Regions from separate parts of the Homo sapiens genome. Here region 2 is linked to region 1. Evidence: chromatin loops called from intact Hi-C (ENCODE). Cell type or tissue: GM12878. All regions are shown on one strand. Links, peaks and the distances in the headings refer to the core of each region. The heading gives the core; the rest is flanking DNA.

Region 1 (7,912 bases), core at 1,336-6,335:
GTGCTGTGACTTGAATGCCAGTCTACACGACTTCAAAACTTTTCAGGTTGCCTAGTTGCCCACTGTGCTGCAAGTTAGGCACAATAAGCAGACTCAACATGGCATGGTAGAAAGAGAGAAAATGTGGATGCCTGCGTGCACCAGCTAAGTGGTTGGGATAACTTCATTTCTTATGGCTTCAGTGCCTCACCCATAAAATAGAACCATTTCTGTCCCTGGATCAGTGTAGGGAATCCATGGAAGCATATGAGTTCATCAATACAGTAGTCCATGGAAAAGCCTCATGTGGAGCTGGCACCCAGCCACAGTCAATATTAGCTCACGTTATCAGCGAGTATTGAACCATTTTTCACAGGCCCTACTTACAGCACCCCACAAGTACTCCCTTGATGACCTTTTCTCTCTCCCCTTTAATGACACACAGTGCTAACCTCCAAAGCCCTTTTCCTGAGTGGGACAAAGGAGTGTGTTACTTCCCCACACAGTTTTGCACTACTCGGCAAGGCCACAGCGAGGGGGGTATGAGCTCTTCAGGGTCTTGGTACACCCCTGCCACAGACCCTCCCCGGGTTATCACCCTGGTGCATCAGAGTGTAAAGACTCCACAAGGAATTCTGAAATCACCAATGATCTGCTGAGGTGAGAGCTGCCAGGGAAGGGAGAGGGTATTTATAAACCTGGCGCTGGTGACTGAGCCCTTAGGAAACTGAGAGAGAGCAGCTTTCCTGCCCCGCAGGGAAACCAAAGAGGAAAAACACCAACAGGCTTCAACTTTGGGCTCGAGTCAAAAGCCACTGAGGGTGCATCCAGGTCCCCTTCTAAATTTAGAACATTCAGCCAAACCATTTCTCCAGCTCACCGAGCGTCTTTTCCCTTGGCTGGGGAAAGCCAGGGGGCTTCTGAAAGCCAGGGACACAGATGGGAGGTCAGATCCAAACCTGCTTTGCCTCCATTTTTGTTTCCATTGCACTGGGGCCAAGACACTCCAGGCCTTTCTCATGCCTGAGACAGGAGAGTGGGGTATAAAGCAATTTGAAGTCAGAGAGGATGTTCAAATGTTGGCACTGGCTGCTGATTCTAACCAGCCTAAGATCTCAGACTAGCATCTTAAGCTTCCTGTATCTCATTTCCTTCATCTATAAGGTAAGAAAACCTTGGGCAGGTGACTTTTACCCAGGTGAGTCTTCATTTCATCACCTCTTACAACAGGAAAGGAAGGCTTCCCAGGTATCTTCTAGTCCCCAACCCTCAGTTTCCTTATATTTCTTTTTCTTTCTTTCTTTCTTTCTTTCTTTCTTTCTTTCTTTCTTTCTTTCTTTATTCTTTCTTTCATTCTTTCTTTCTTTCTTTCCTTCTTCTTTCTTTCTTTCTTTCTTTCTTCTTTCTTTCTTTCTTCTTTCCTTCTTCCTTCCTTTTCTTTTTTTTTTGAAGGTGTTTCACTCTTGTTGCCCAGACGGGAGTAGTACAATAGCATGATCTCGGCTCACTGTAACCTCCGCCTCCTGGGTTCAAGCGATTCTCCTGCCTCAGCCTCCCGAGTAGCAGGGATTACAGGCATGCACCACCATGCCTGGCTAATTTTGTATTTTTAGTAGAGATGGGGTTTCTCCATGTGGTCAGGGTGGTCTCGAGCTCCCGATCTGAGGTAATTCACCCACCCCAGCTTCCCAAAGTGCTGGGATTACACGCTTGAGCTACCTTGCCTGGCCAATTTCCCTATATTTCACAGGAGAGCAAGACTTACTAGATATCTTCCAGTCCCCAAGCCTCAGTTTCCCTATCTTTCACAGGGAAAAATTACGACTCAGAAAAATTCCAAGAGGGTTAAGTACAATGGCAAGCCAAGAGTGCCTAGCCCAGGGACATATGGTGACACTCAATCCATGTGGGTAGAACCAAGATGGAAACTAGAATCTGCAAGTCTCTATTCTGAGTCTCTCTTTCTCTCCTTCTTTTTTTAATAACTTCAACACACGTATTTAAACATTGCCTATGTGATCCCCAGCCCTATTATTAGTCCAGAGATAAAAACAGGGGTCAGAGCAATTGTAATCAAAAGCCATTTCTCTATCCCCGACCCTGGTGCTATGGTGTGAATTTTTGTGTTCCCCTAAAATTCCTATGTTGAAATGTAACTGCCAAGGTGATGGTATTAGGAGGCGGGGCCTTTACGAGTTGATTAGGTTATGAGGGCAAATCCACCATGAATGGAATCAGTGCCCTTATAAAATAGGCCTGAGAGAGCTCCCTGCTCCTTCCATCATGTGAGGACGCAGTGAGAAGGTGCCATCTGAGAAAGTAGGCTCTCACCAGACATAAAATCTACTGGTGCCTTGATCTTGGACTTCCCAGCCTCTAGAACTGTGAGCAATGGATTTCAGTGGCTTATAGGCTACCCAGTTTATGGTATTTTGTTATAGCGGCCTGGATGAATTAGTACTATCTCCTTCATTAATAATAATAATAATAATAGCTAAAAGCAATTGAGCACTTACTATGTACAGACATTGGGTTAAGACTTTACATAAATTATATAATTAAATCAATTACCAATGGTTTATATATATGTCAGAACCTAGGGTCATTTGATACAACAATAAAAATATAAAATAGCAACAGCAATACAAAAACTTTCCTTCTCTGACTTAATCTTCCCATTATCCCCACTATATGCTACCAGGGGCATCACACATCAGCTCAAGAACAAGCCCCTTTTAGGTATTCCATGGAGCCTGCCATATAGTCCTGCTCACCAGCTCCAGCGCCATCTCTCTGTGGAAGCGTCCATTGCTGTTCCCAAAGCCCCACTGCACTGCACTATGTCCTCTAGCTTGACGCCATCATGGGCTCCAACAACCACCCCTGGTGGGAAAGTACCTATCCCCACTCGGGCTACATCCTGTTTCCCTGGTTAAAAAACACCACGGCTCTGTGCTTGCAGCGCCTCACCAAGTTTTGATATGAAGCAGCTCTTTGGTTCTGTGCTCAGGTTTTACCATAGCTGCCTTGCTCTAGGGGGAGTTCAGTGGGGAAGCGCCTTCCTCAGATATGGACCTCTGTTCTTGCAGCAAGCTTTTGGCCTGGATTCAATCTTCCTTCAGAATGTTTCTTTCCCAGGAGACCCTGAGCAAAGAATCTCCATGAGGCCATCCCATCATCTTCTAGACAGGCCCAGGCATTTCTGACTCCTGCGGTGAACACAATAGTTTGTGCTTCCCAGCTGGGACTCACACTCAGAAGATCAAGCTTCTGGCCAGCCATGTAGCGACTCAAAGCTTGTGGTTGTCTTCTTAGTACTGGGTTGGTTTTGAAATGACTCATCCACAGCGTCTGGCTGCTTTTTGTGAGAAACTTTGTGCATTGTTGAGGCAAATGGTTAGCATGAGGGGTTCATCTCTGCTCATGATGATTGTTCAATACATGCTCAATGATTTAGACTAAATTTCACTCATGCATTCATCAAATATGTATGAGCTTCTGCTCTGTACACCCTACAATGGCCCTAGGATGGCATTTGGAGACACTGATGTGCAAAACATAGTCGCATAGCTGAAAGGGTCAGATATTCATTTATTCAAAAAATGGGCACAAAAATGTACAAAATGCAAAAAATATCTTCCCTTGTGGAACTTGCATTTGAGCATGAATAAGTACATGCAATGAAGTACCAAGTGGAGCTGCTATCAGAGAACTCTGGAAGAATACAACAGGGTGAAGAAGAGGAATGATTAATTCTATGTGGAGAGGGGAGGAGGATCAGGGAAGGCTCCTGGCGGTGGGGGAGAGGGGTGATCCCTGAGTGAAGTCTTGATAGAATAATAGGTATTAATAGGTTTTGAAGACAAGGACACAGTGTAAACAAAGGAATGGGACTGCTGGCTGGTAGGGGAAACCAAGAGTAGATTGTAGAAGTTGGAACATTGAGTACAGGGAGAAGAAGGAGTGGCATCATGAGAAGAGATGAGGTCTATGAAGACCTCAAAATGAGAACTTCTAGTCCGTGGTTCCCTAGGAAACTGAGCCCGAGGGTAAAGCTTTCCAGGGAGTGCAATCCCTGGGAAGTAGAAATGAGGGAAAGGGGGAGTAAGTAAGGGAGGCACTGGGAGCAAATAGAAGGATGTCATTACCCAACTGGTCATGACTTGGTGACAAGATGATCTCTTTGGCTTTACCAGGCATCTTTGCAGAGAACGTGAGAAAGATTGCATCTCTGAAACATCCATCTAAGCGAGGGAAGACAGGGGACTTTACACAAGGCTTCCATAAGGCATTGGTCAACATTTGCCCCATAGGTGATTAACTCCTGCACTTCTGATGTGTAAGCACTGGGCATGTGGGAACACCAGGTGGATCATGTAGTGTCTTGCACCTGGAGGAAGCCCCTGGGCAGGAGAAAAGAGGGCCATGCAGGCTCATGGCCGGAGAGACCCTAACAGTAACTGGGATTTGGAGCAACAGTAGAGGCATGCTCCTCCCTTTGTAATTCAGGCCCAGCTGACGAGCATTAACATCAACACAGACCTTAAGACTGACAGAAAAGACTCTTTAAGTCTGATAAGAAACATGTATATCTATTCTCTCTGAAGCCTACTACCTGGCTTCCCCACCTGCTGCCTCAACAACCTGGCTATAAAACTAGGGAACAATATAAGACGCTGCTAGGGCTGCCCCAGCTAGAAAGCAAGGCAAGTGCTCAGATACAGGATGGTATTTAAACTGAATCTGGTACAAAGCCTTCAATGGATTTTAATCTGTAGAGTAATGTATTCGAATTTGTGTTTTTAAAAGACCACTCCTGGATTTCTCAAAGAACTGAAAGTAGATCTGCTATTTGATCCAGCAATCCCACTACTGGGTATCTACTCAAAGGAAAAGAAATCATTATATAAAAATGATATCTGCTCATATGTTTATCACAGCACTATGCACAGTAGCAAAGATAGGGAATCAACCTAAATGTCCATCAACCAATGAGTGGATAAAGAAAATATGGCATGGATATACATATGTACGTATATACCATATAAAAGTGGTGTATACACACACACACACACACACACACCAAGGAAAACTACTCAGCCATTTAAAAAAAGAGTGAAATAATGTCTTTTGCAGCAACTTGGATGGGACTGGAGGCCATTATCCTAAGTGAAGTAACTCAGGAATGGGAAACCAAATACCGCATGTTCTCACTTATAAGTGGGAGCTAAGTTATAGGTACACAAAAGCATGCAGAGTGGTATAATCACATTAGAGACTCAGAAGGAGGAAGGGTGGGAGGGGGGTAAAGGATGAAAAAAAATCACCTTTTGGGCACAATGTAGTAGTGTGATGCGTACCCAAGTACTCATCACACTACTCAGGAGATGATTACACTAAAAGCCCAGACTTTACTACTGTATAATTCGTCCACGTAACAAAAAACCACTTGTACCCCTAAAGCTATTAAAATAAAAACATTTAATAATAAAAAATTTTAAATTAATAAAAAGACCACCCCAGCTGCAGAGTAAAGAATGGGTTTCGAGTTTCCCAAAGAGTGCTCCATGCACCAATGGAGATATTTCAAAGTATTTTATGTCTTTATGTTGTGCACAGGTTTATTTTACTAGCTAAGTTTTTAGAAAATGTATGTGTATATGTTTTACAGGTGTTTATGTAGACAGTACAATGTTAGATTTTATATAATAAATGCAGTCAATGTAAACAAACGTGCAAGGTTGAATACTACAGATGGGAGAGAGATGTGGACAAAATCAAAAAGGTAAAGTTTAGGAAATGCTGGATTAGACTGAAGGGTAGGTGACCAGCTAGGAGAGAGAATCAGGAGATAAAATGAAAGAACCTACCATGATAGGAATGAGAGGAAGGGATAGATAAGAACAATGTTGAGGAGTCAGGTTTCAAAGGACTTGGTCGTTAACTGGATATAGGAGCCTGAGAGAAAGATTAAAATTCAACGATGCTTTAGCAATAAGAAGGTAAAGGATTCATGGAAGGTCAGATGCAGAACTTCACCCCTTCAACTCTGTGTCCCAACCCCATGGGTTCATTAGACAGAGGATGAGCTGCTGATTTGCCAACCAAGAGCTCCAAAGCCAGATGTGCATGCCCTACGTGTGCTTCAGATGAAGAAGTGTGGACCTCAGTGTGGACCTTCGGAAATGGTGAGGACTGTCTGGGCCGGAGAAGAGCAAACACAGCAGTGGCACAATGGCAACCAGCTGATGAACCATTCTTGTGGGAAACAACCCCAGCCACTTGGATCCCAGCCTGGTGAGTCAGCACCCAGGCTACTGCTTGCCACCCACCAAGAAATGCACATGTTTGGAAATTTGATGACATCTGGAGTTTCAGTCTTAATCAGGCTGGTTTTGGCATTTCCTTTCCAGGCATGGAGCTGTTTCTGGGTATTTTTCAAAATTGTCTATAGGGAATGCCATAGAAAAACCCCTAAACTGAATCTTGCTAGAGCCACACCTTGCAATTCCACGACTTTTGCACATTTATCTAATGATTTGCCGAGTAGCCACACCAACAAAGGACAGAGCAGAGACTGTAAAGGGATGGAGCCAAGCTGTACCTAGGCAGAAAAGTTTCCCCACCTGCTGCCTCACGCCCATCTCTGCTGTGTACCAGGTGTAAACTAAAAATAAAATTCTAAGCCCCTCAACCATCTGAACGGACCCCTCCCCTTGGCCAAGGGCGTTCTAAAGTTAGCCTGAAAAACTAATGCAGGCCATCATGGGAAGCAGGAGTTGGACATGCTCCTGCCTTTGGAGTTCAGGCCCAGCTGACCAGTATTAACATCAACACAAACCTTAAGACTGATAGAAAAGACTCTTTAAGTCTGATAAGAAATATGTACATCTATTCTCTCTGAAGCCTACTACCTGGAGGCTTCAACTGCATGATAAAAGCCTGGTCTCCACAACCCCTTATTTAACTCAGACATTCCTTTCTATTGATTCCAAGTCTTTAGACAATAACTTAACTCTTTCCATCAACTGTCAATCAGAAGATCTTTGATCTACCTATGACCTGGAACTACCCCTCCACCCCAACCACCACCACCTCACCCCACCCCCTCACTCCCTCATTTTCACTTCTAGTTGTTCCACCATTCTGGACCAAACCAATGTACAGCTTACATGTATTAATTGATGTCTTATGTCTTCCTAAAATGTATAAAACCACGTTGTAGCCCGACCACCTTGGGCACATGTTCTCAGGATCTCCTGAGGGCTCCGTCATGGGTCATGGGTCACTCATATTTGGCTCAGAATAAATCTCTTCAAATATTTCACAGAGCTTGACTCTTTTCATCAACACAGGTGTGACAGTGGCAAATCAGTTATCTGGGGTTCTCCTACTTCATCTAAAAACTGGAGGAAATATGCTCAGTAAGGTACTTTGCAATTGCTCAATGTCTTGTAGTCATGATGATGATTTTGAGATGTCTTATACTTTGTCTTTTATCATCAGCACTCCTCCAGCTCACAGATTCTCTTACTCCTTGCGAATGAATTTTGGACCAGGAATAGCCGTATCTGTGAGTTTGTTTTGAGTCAAAAGTCTGGTCGACACACCATTACTACCTAACTGCCAGTCTACCAGTCTAGGATCATAGCACTAACCACTGCAACCCCAAAAGTGGTGTGTCCAACACCACTCTCTTGGATGACGCATGGTGTGGAGCAGCAGTTCTCAAAGTATTTTCTGGGAAATTCTAGGGGTCCCTAAGACCCCTCCAGGGAGCCTGTGAAGTCAAGGCTATTTTCATATTAATAATACTAAGGCATTGCTTACTTTTTTCATTCTTACTGTCATGAGCGTCTGGTTGAATATTCCAGAAGCTACATGATATGTGATATCACAACAGATTGAATACAGAAGCAGATATAAAATCCAC
Region 2 (7,912 bases), core at 1,866-6,865, 95 kb after region 1:
AGACTAAAGAAATGCAAATAAACGATACCGAGGCTCCTCTTGTTCCCCTTAAACACACACGTCTGGCAAGGCAATGACAAAACTAGAAAATTATGCCTCACTGGTTATTATTCTTTTTTGGATGGAGTTAGAAGGATATGGTAAAATTAGCAGTATAATCCTGCCTCTGGGAATCTAGTCTAGAAAAATAGTCCAGAAAAAAATGAAAGAAAACCAAAGATGTTTAGACCTAACCTAAATGTCCAACAACAAGAGACTGGCTACATAAATCAAATATTGCACAGGTTGGGTATACCTTATCCAAAATGTGTGGGATCACAAGTGTTTTGGATTTCTGATTTTTTCTGATTTTGGAATATTTGTATTATACTTACCAGTTAAGCACCCCTAATCTGATAATTGAATGCTCCAATGAGCATTTCCTTTAAGCATCATTTTGATGCTCAGAAAGTTCTGGATTTTGGAGCATTTCAGATTTTGGACTTGGGGACATTCAACCTGTATATCCTTCTGAAAACATATAAATGGCACTACTAAAATTCCAATATGAAGAGTTGCCCAATATGGAAATAGACGGAAACAGACATACGCTATATTGAGCAGAAAAATCAAAATACAAGTGTTTTCATACAAAATGTTACACACACACACACACACACACACACACACACACAGAGAGAGAGAGAGAGATGAGTAGAACAGGCTTTCCCTTTGTGTGTGATTAAGATCTAATGATACAGTCAGATATCACAGGATAAGGTGATGTAAGAAAGCCATTTTAAAATGCCCAGGAAAAGAAAGAAAGGAAAGAAAGAAGGAAAGGAAAGAAGGAAAGAAGCAAAGCAAAGGAAAAGGAAAAGGAAAGGAAAGGAAAGGAAAGGAAAGGAAAGGAAAGGAAAGGAAAGGAAAGGAAAGGAAAGGAAAGGAAAGGAAAAGAAAGGAAAGGAAAGGAAGAAAGAGGACCACAATTCTGGCTCTACCTTGTTACCATCTGGAGGCTGCAGGCCAGCTGCCTAACTAACTTTGTAAAGCCTCCATTTCTTTATGTGCAAACCAGGGATAAAAAGACAACCTACTTCATAGAATTGTCAGGATTAACAGAGCTGCTAAATGTAACATCCTTAGCCCACCAACACCTGACTCATAGCAAGGGCTTAATAAATATCTGTTGTTGGTGCAATTGCTGTTATTGTCATTATTAACAGCAGCTCATTGGGCACTAGGAAGGCTCACGCTGGCTTGTACAAAACACTGTCATGCAGTAACTGTCGTATAGAAATGCATCCTAGGATTAGATAAGTGTTTTGTGTCTTGTAGGAGGAGCTGCTTGCTCCCATCTCTAAAATCAACAAGGGAGGCCGGGCGTGGTGGCTCATGCCTGTAATCCCAGCACTTTGGGAGGCCGAGGTGGGTGGATCACTTGAGGTCAGGAGTTCAAGACCAGCCTGGCCAACATGGTGAAACCCCATTTCTACTAAAAGTACAAAAAAATTAGCCGGGCATGGTGGCATGCACCTGTAATCCCACCTACTCAGGAGGCAGAGGCAGGAGAATCGTTTGGACCCGGGAGGCGGAGGTTGCAGTGAGCCAAGATCATGCCATTGCACTCCAGCCTGGGCGACAGAGCAAGACTCTGTCTCAAAAATAAATAAATAAATAATTTTAAAAAAATCAACAAGTGAATTTAAGTCAACTTCAACACTTTCCAGTTATATCAAAGTCCACACCAAGTAGATTATTTCATTTAAACAAAATAATTATTTCGCTTAAATGAAATAATCTACTTGATGTGGCTTTTGCTATTTCTTCTAGCATTGAAATAAGCTTTGACAATTAAGGTAGTTTCCTTCACAATGCACAGATGTGCAAGTGCACTTAAATGAAATAATTTTAATAATCTAGACGACAAAATTAACATTTCCTTGTTACCAGCAGGTTTCTTGCCCATTCAAGAATACAAACCCATATGCATACCCTTTCTTCCCCTCAAACTCTCCTAAATGCCTGTGGTGGGATGAATAGCAAATCCTTAAAGATCTCATATCCTAATCCCTGGGACCTATGAATGTGGTACCTGACATGGCAAAAAGGACTTTGTGAATGGGATTAAGTTAAGGATTTGGAGATGGGAGATTATCCTGTATTATCTTGGTTGGTTCAGTGTAATCACATAAGTCCTTGTAAGAGGGAGGCAGGGGGCTTGGAGTCAAGAGAAGGAGATGTGAGGATGGATGCAAAGGTTATAGAGATGAGGGACCACGAGCCGAGGAGAACGTGCAGCCTCTGGAAGCTGGAAAAGGCAAGGAAATGGATTCTCCCACAGGGCCTCCAGAAGGAGCACAGCCCTGCCAATGCATTTTAGATTTCTGACTCCAGAACTATAAGGGAAGAAGGTGGTGTTGCTTTAAGCCACCAAGTTGGGAGGAATTTGTTACAGCAGCCATAGGGAACTAATACAGCGTCCCTTGGTTCACTAAGAGTACCTCGATTTCCCACATGGGAGCCTGGGTTCACGAGTGGGCACTGTGGTTCCATTCCAGCTCCACCTTCTGTGACACTTGGACTAACTCAAGCAATGCACGTGTCTTCTTTAAGCATTAATTTTCCAGTGTAGAAATGGGGGCTGTCGAGGAAATTCAATGCACAGCTTCTTGGAGAGCATTTAGAAGGCTCCCTTGCACATGGCAAGCAGTAGGGAAACGGTAGCTGTTATTTTTCATCCTACTTGCTAGCTTCTTTTTCTTCTCCTTTTTTTTAAAACAAAAACAGCTTTACTGAGATTTATTTTACATACTATAAAATTCACCCATATAAAGTGCACAATTCAGTGATTTTTAGTGTGACTTGCAGAGTTGTGCAACTGTCCCCATAATCTAATTCCAGAACATTTTCATTGCTCAAAATGAAATGCCGTACCCATTAGCAGTCATTCCCCACTCCCTCCTCCCCTTAGCCCCTGGCAACGGCTAATCTACTTTCTGTCTCTACAGATTCACCTATTCTGGACATTTGACATAAGTGGAATCATATCATATGTGGTTTTGAGGTTCATCCACGTTGCCGCATATGTCCACTATTCATTGCTCTTTATGACTGAATAACATCCGTCGTCTGGGAAGACGACATTTTGTTTATCCATTCATCAGTTGGTGAAGATCTTTGTCCTTTTTTTGCCATTTCTTCTAGCATTGAAATAAACTTTGACAATTGAGGGAGTCCCCTTTACAATGCATAGATGTGCAGGTGTGTGTGTATATATGATGTGTGCATGAGTGTGTGATGTGTACATCTGTGATGTGAATATGTGCATGTGTATGTACATGCATACATGTGTGTGTGTTTTAATCTAAGGCCCTAAGGAAAATCACCAGGACCAGAGGTTCCACCTCCCTGGAATGCCAAGTCAGCATCTCTGATACTACTGAAGATGCCTCAAAGGCAGGCCCAGGGGTGTTGGCCAGAACAATGCCCTTGGCATCTGGGAAAGGTCTGTTGGCTTCAACCTGAATCCCTGAAGTACCTTTCTTCATTTACAAAACTGGTCACAGACCCCCAACAGCTTCAGCATCCCCAGACCCGGCACCACACCCTAATTCCTTCTCTCAGTGCTGTGTCTTACCCTTGCTGAGCCTCAGCTTCCCCATCTATAAACAAGGTTGATCCCAGGTAACCTTGTTATGTTGCTATGTTGTTAAACTGCTCCATCAGAGAACCACTGAGGAAATTAAATCACATTTAGTAGATCAAATACAAAGAGCTAGGCGTTACCTGCAGTAAGACCTCAAGAAATGTTAGCTACTATTGCTACCATCACCACCACCACCACCGCTGCCACCATTATCATCATCATTCATGAAGACTGGCTGCTTTGTGTGAGGAGTCAGGGTGGAGGAAGGCCCTGGGATCCACCTCAATGGGGAGAGTGGCTTTTCACCGACATTAGGAGGTGAAGTTTTATTATTGTTTTGGAACCCTCAACAGGGAGAGCGGCTTTTCACCGACATTAGGAGGTGAAGTTTTATTATTGTTTTGGAACCCTCAATAAGGAGAGCGGCTTTTCACCGACATTAGGAGGTGAAGTTTTATTATTGTTTTGGAGCCCTCTACAGACACTGTACCCGCTTACTGCTTGCTCCTGGGGAGGATCGCTTCCACTCCCCCACTATACCCTTTTTGGAAGTCCCCTGATGGATAGCCATGAGCAAACAGTGCCTAAGACTTTCCTAAGGACATTGAGGGAGGAAAACGACAGCTGAGCAGGTAGGAAAAGCAATTAGTTGGTTTCTAAACCTTGACAGTGGTCAAGACTCCATCATCCTCTTCTGGGCACCAAAATCAAATCCAGAATTCAGGAGCCAAGCGGGGAGAATCGATTCTCCCCTTGGATCTGCCATAGGTCAAGTTGCTCCTGGTTAAAGAGTCGGATTTCCCATCACAGCCTGGCACTTTCCATGTGCATAGGGCGGTGGCCAAGTTGGACAGGGTCTTAACACCACCACATCAAAGGGTTTTAAGTTAGTTCATTAGCACACCTTCCTTACTTGCCACCCTGTGAAAGACAAAAGATTAAAAAACCCTCAAGTTTTTGTTGTTACTGACTTGGAAAAATCATCTGCTTTTAAAAATTGAAAAGGTTAGTGAAAGTGTGTTGGCCTGGGGGTGGGTACTTGAAGTGGGTCAGGAAGAACAGCTGGGCTCAGGGAAGTGGATACATGGATACCTGTGCTGACAAGAGGCTGCCCCGGGAACACCCTTCCTGACCTCTCAGTGGTTCACCAGATAGTGTGGGGCCACTGCCGATGACAGTCAGAGCCTTCCTGAACCAGTTTCCCTGGGCCTCTTCTGGGACAAGCTCCTCACCCAGAGAAGCAGTGGTGATTCTAAAGGCAATGAACTGGGGTCAAGTTCAGGGCAAGGAATGAGATGTTTCTGAAACAGTCGTAGTTTTGAGGAAGTATCAAGGGAACTATAATAAGCCCAGAAGGTTATTCAGGACTTTCACTACTGCATTCTGAAGTGAGATTGACTTGTAATTTGCATTTCTCCTCCTCTCTTTGTCTGGTTTGGAAATCCAGGTCATACTGACCTCGTCACAGGAGTTGGGAGTATTTTCCCATTTTCCTGTTCTCCATAATCATTTGGATAAGGGAGGGGTTATCTGCTCTAGAATGTGTGGTCAGATGATCTATTCTAGAACGTTTAGATTTGCCTGCAAAACCCTCTGGGCCTTGTGTTCCTCCTTTCTTACTTCTTCTGAGGACTTTTTAACAACCAATTCAATGTATTTTTTTTTTTTTTTTTTTTTTTTTGAGACAGAGTCTCGCTCTGTCGCCCAGGCTGGAGTGCAGTGGCACAATCACAGCTCACTGCAGCCTCCACCTCCTGGGCTCAAGTGATCCTCCCACCTCAGCTCCCTGGAAAGCTGGGACTACAGGCATGTGCCACCACACCTGGCTAATTTTTGTATTTTTTTGGAGAGACAGGGTTTCGCCATGTTGCCCAGGCTGGTCTTGAACTCCTGGGCTCAAGCTATCCACTGCCTCAGCCTCCCAAAGTGCTGGGATTACAGGCATGAGCCACCACTCCTGGCCCAATTTCTTTAATAGTTATTTCTCTCTTCAGGCTTTCTAGCCCTCCTTTAGGCTGTTTTGTTGAGTTGTATTTCTCTATGGAAGTGATGATGTTATCTAGGTTTTCAGATTGAGTGGCATGGAGTTAGTCACAGCGTTTCAGGCTCAGAAGCACCATACCCATCTATCAATAAACAAGGAGGTGTCGGCCAGGCGCAGTGGCGCACGCCTGGAATCCCAGCACTTTGGGAGGCTGAGGCGGGCGGACCACGAGGTCAGGAGATGAGACCATGCTGCCCAACACGGTGAAACCCCGTCTCTAATAAAAATACAAAAAAAATCAGCTGGGCATGGTGGCAGGCGCCTGTAGTCCCAGCTACTCGGGAGGCTGAGGCAGGAGAATGGCGTGAACTCAGGAGGCGGAGCTTGCAGTGAGCCAAGATTGCACCACTGCACTCCAGCCTGGGCGACAGAGCGAGACTCCATCTCAAAAAAATAAAAATAAAAATAAAAATAAATAAATAAATAACCAAAAAAGAGCCCACATTGCCAAGTCAATCCTAAGCCAAAAGAACAAAGCTGGAGGCATCACGCTACCTGACTTCAAACTATACTACAAGGCTACAGTAACCAAAACAGCATGGTACTGGTACCAAAACAGAGATATAGATCAATGGAACAGAACAGAGCCCTCAGAAATAACGTTGCATATCTACAACTATCTGATCTTTGACAAACCTGAGAAAAACAAGAAATGGGGAAAGGATTCCCTATTTAATAAATGGTGCTGGGAAAACTGGCTAGCCATATGTAGAAAGCTGAAACTGGATCCCTTCCTTACACCTTATACAAAAATCAATTCAAGATGGATTAAAGACTTAAACGCTAGACCTAAAACCATAAAAACCCTAGAAGAAAACCTAGGCATTACTATTCAGGACATAGGCACGGGCAAGGCCTTCATGTCTAAAACACCAAAAGCAATGGCAACAAAAGCCAAAATTGACAAATGGGATCTAATTAAACTAAAGAGCTTCTGTACAGCAAAAGAAACTACCATCAGAGTGAACAGGCAACCCACAAAATGGGAGAAAATTTTCGCAACCTACTCATCTGACAAAGGGCTAATATCCAGAATCTACGATGAACTCAAACAAATTTACAAGAGAAAAACAAACAACCCCATCAAAAAGTGGGCGAAGGACATGAACAGACACTTCTCAAAAGAAGACATTTATGCAGCCAAAAGACACATGAAAAAATGCTCACCACCACTGGCCATCAGAGAAATGCAAATCAAAACCACAATGAGATACCATCTCACACCAGTTAGAATGGCAATCATTAAAAAGTCAGGAAACAACAGGTGCTGGAGAGGATGTGGAGAAATAGGAACACTTTTACACTGTTGGTGGGACTGTAAAGTAGTTCAACCATTGTGGAAGTCAGTGTGGCGATTCCTCAGGGATCTAGAACTAGAAATACCATTTGACCTAGCCATCCCATTACTGGGTATATACCCAAAGGACTATAAATCATGCTGCTATAAAGACACATGCACACGTATGTTTATTGCGGCACTATTCACAATAGCAAAGACTTGGAACCAGCCCAAATGTCCAACAATGATAGATTGGATTAAGAAAATGTGGCACATATACACCATGGAATACTATGCAGCCATAAAAAATGATGAGTTCACGTCCTTTGTAGGGACATGGATGAAACTGGAAATCATCATTCTCAGTAAACTATCGCAAGAACAAAAAACCAAACACTGCATATTCTCACTCATAGGTGGGAACTGAACAATGAGAACACATGGACACAGGAAGGGGAACATCACACTCTGGGGACTGTTGTGGGGTGGGGGGAGGGGGGAGGGATAGCATTGGGAGATATACCTAATGCTAGATGACGAGTTAGTGGGTGCATTGTGCCAGCATGTCACATGTATACATATGTAACTAACCTGCACATTGTACACATGTACCCTAAAACTTAAAGTATAATAATAAAAATATATAAATAAATAAATAAATAAACAAACAAGGAGGGTGTCAAAGAAGTACATCCTGTACCACCAAGCACTCCTGACCCTCCCCCAGTCACAAAATGTCTCTGTCAGTAATCAGGGCTTGGGGAAATTCTACTGCCTGGAATCCAGCTGGGCCGTGGTATAGAGGCCAGCTCTATAGTTAAATTTGCAGTCAAATTGCCTGAGTTTCTCTCCTAATTCCAACCTGGACACTTGTAACCTCGGTCTCCACCTCTGTAAAATGGGTAGAAAAACTACCTCTCACGACTGCCATGAGGATCACACAAGGTACTTTGGAAACTCC

The links. Hi-C counts contacts between places; a loop is a spot of excess contacts. Peaks named below come from ENCODE experiments on the same cell type or tissue, not always from the same donor. Only the 100,000 strongest peaks of a DNase experiment are listed, where the experiment ranks them.
Region 2: a loop joins it to region 1, with 2.7 times the contacts of the local background. A loop is called at or near these places in 1 of 110 quality-filtered maps.

Annotation. Positions count from the first base shown.
Region 1 is chr16:80,577,381-80,585,292 of GRCh38, forward strand. No RefSeq gene overlaps it. Among named protein-coding and RNA genes, the nearest start is that of LINC01227, 8.5 kb to the left of the region's middle. RefSeq lists an enhancer at 2,797-3,286. In GM12878, for the core only: no CTCF peak of the experiment used is centred there; DNase peaks (open chromatin) are centred at 2,961 and 3,321; H3K27ac peaks cover 1,873 bases.
Region 2 is chr16:80,671,680-80,679,591 of GRCh38, forward strand. The region is part of intron 2 of CDYL2 (chromodomain Y like 2); the gene reads right to left. Among named protein-coding and RNA genes, the nearest start is that of LINC01227, 100 kb to the left of the region's middle. In GM12878, for the core only: no CTCF peak of the experiment used is centred there; a DNase peak (open chromatin) is centred at 4,952; H3K4me3 peaks cover 776 bases; H3K27ac peaks cover 1,697 bases.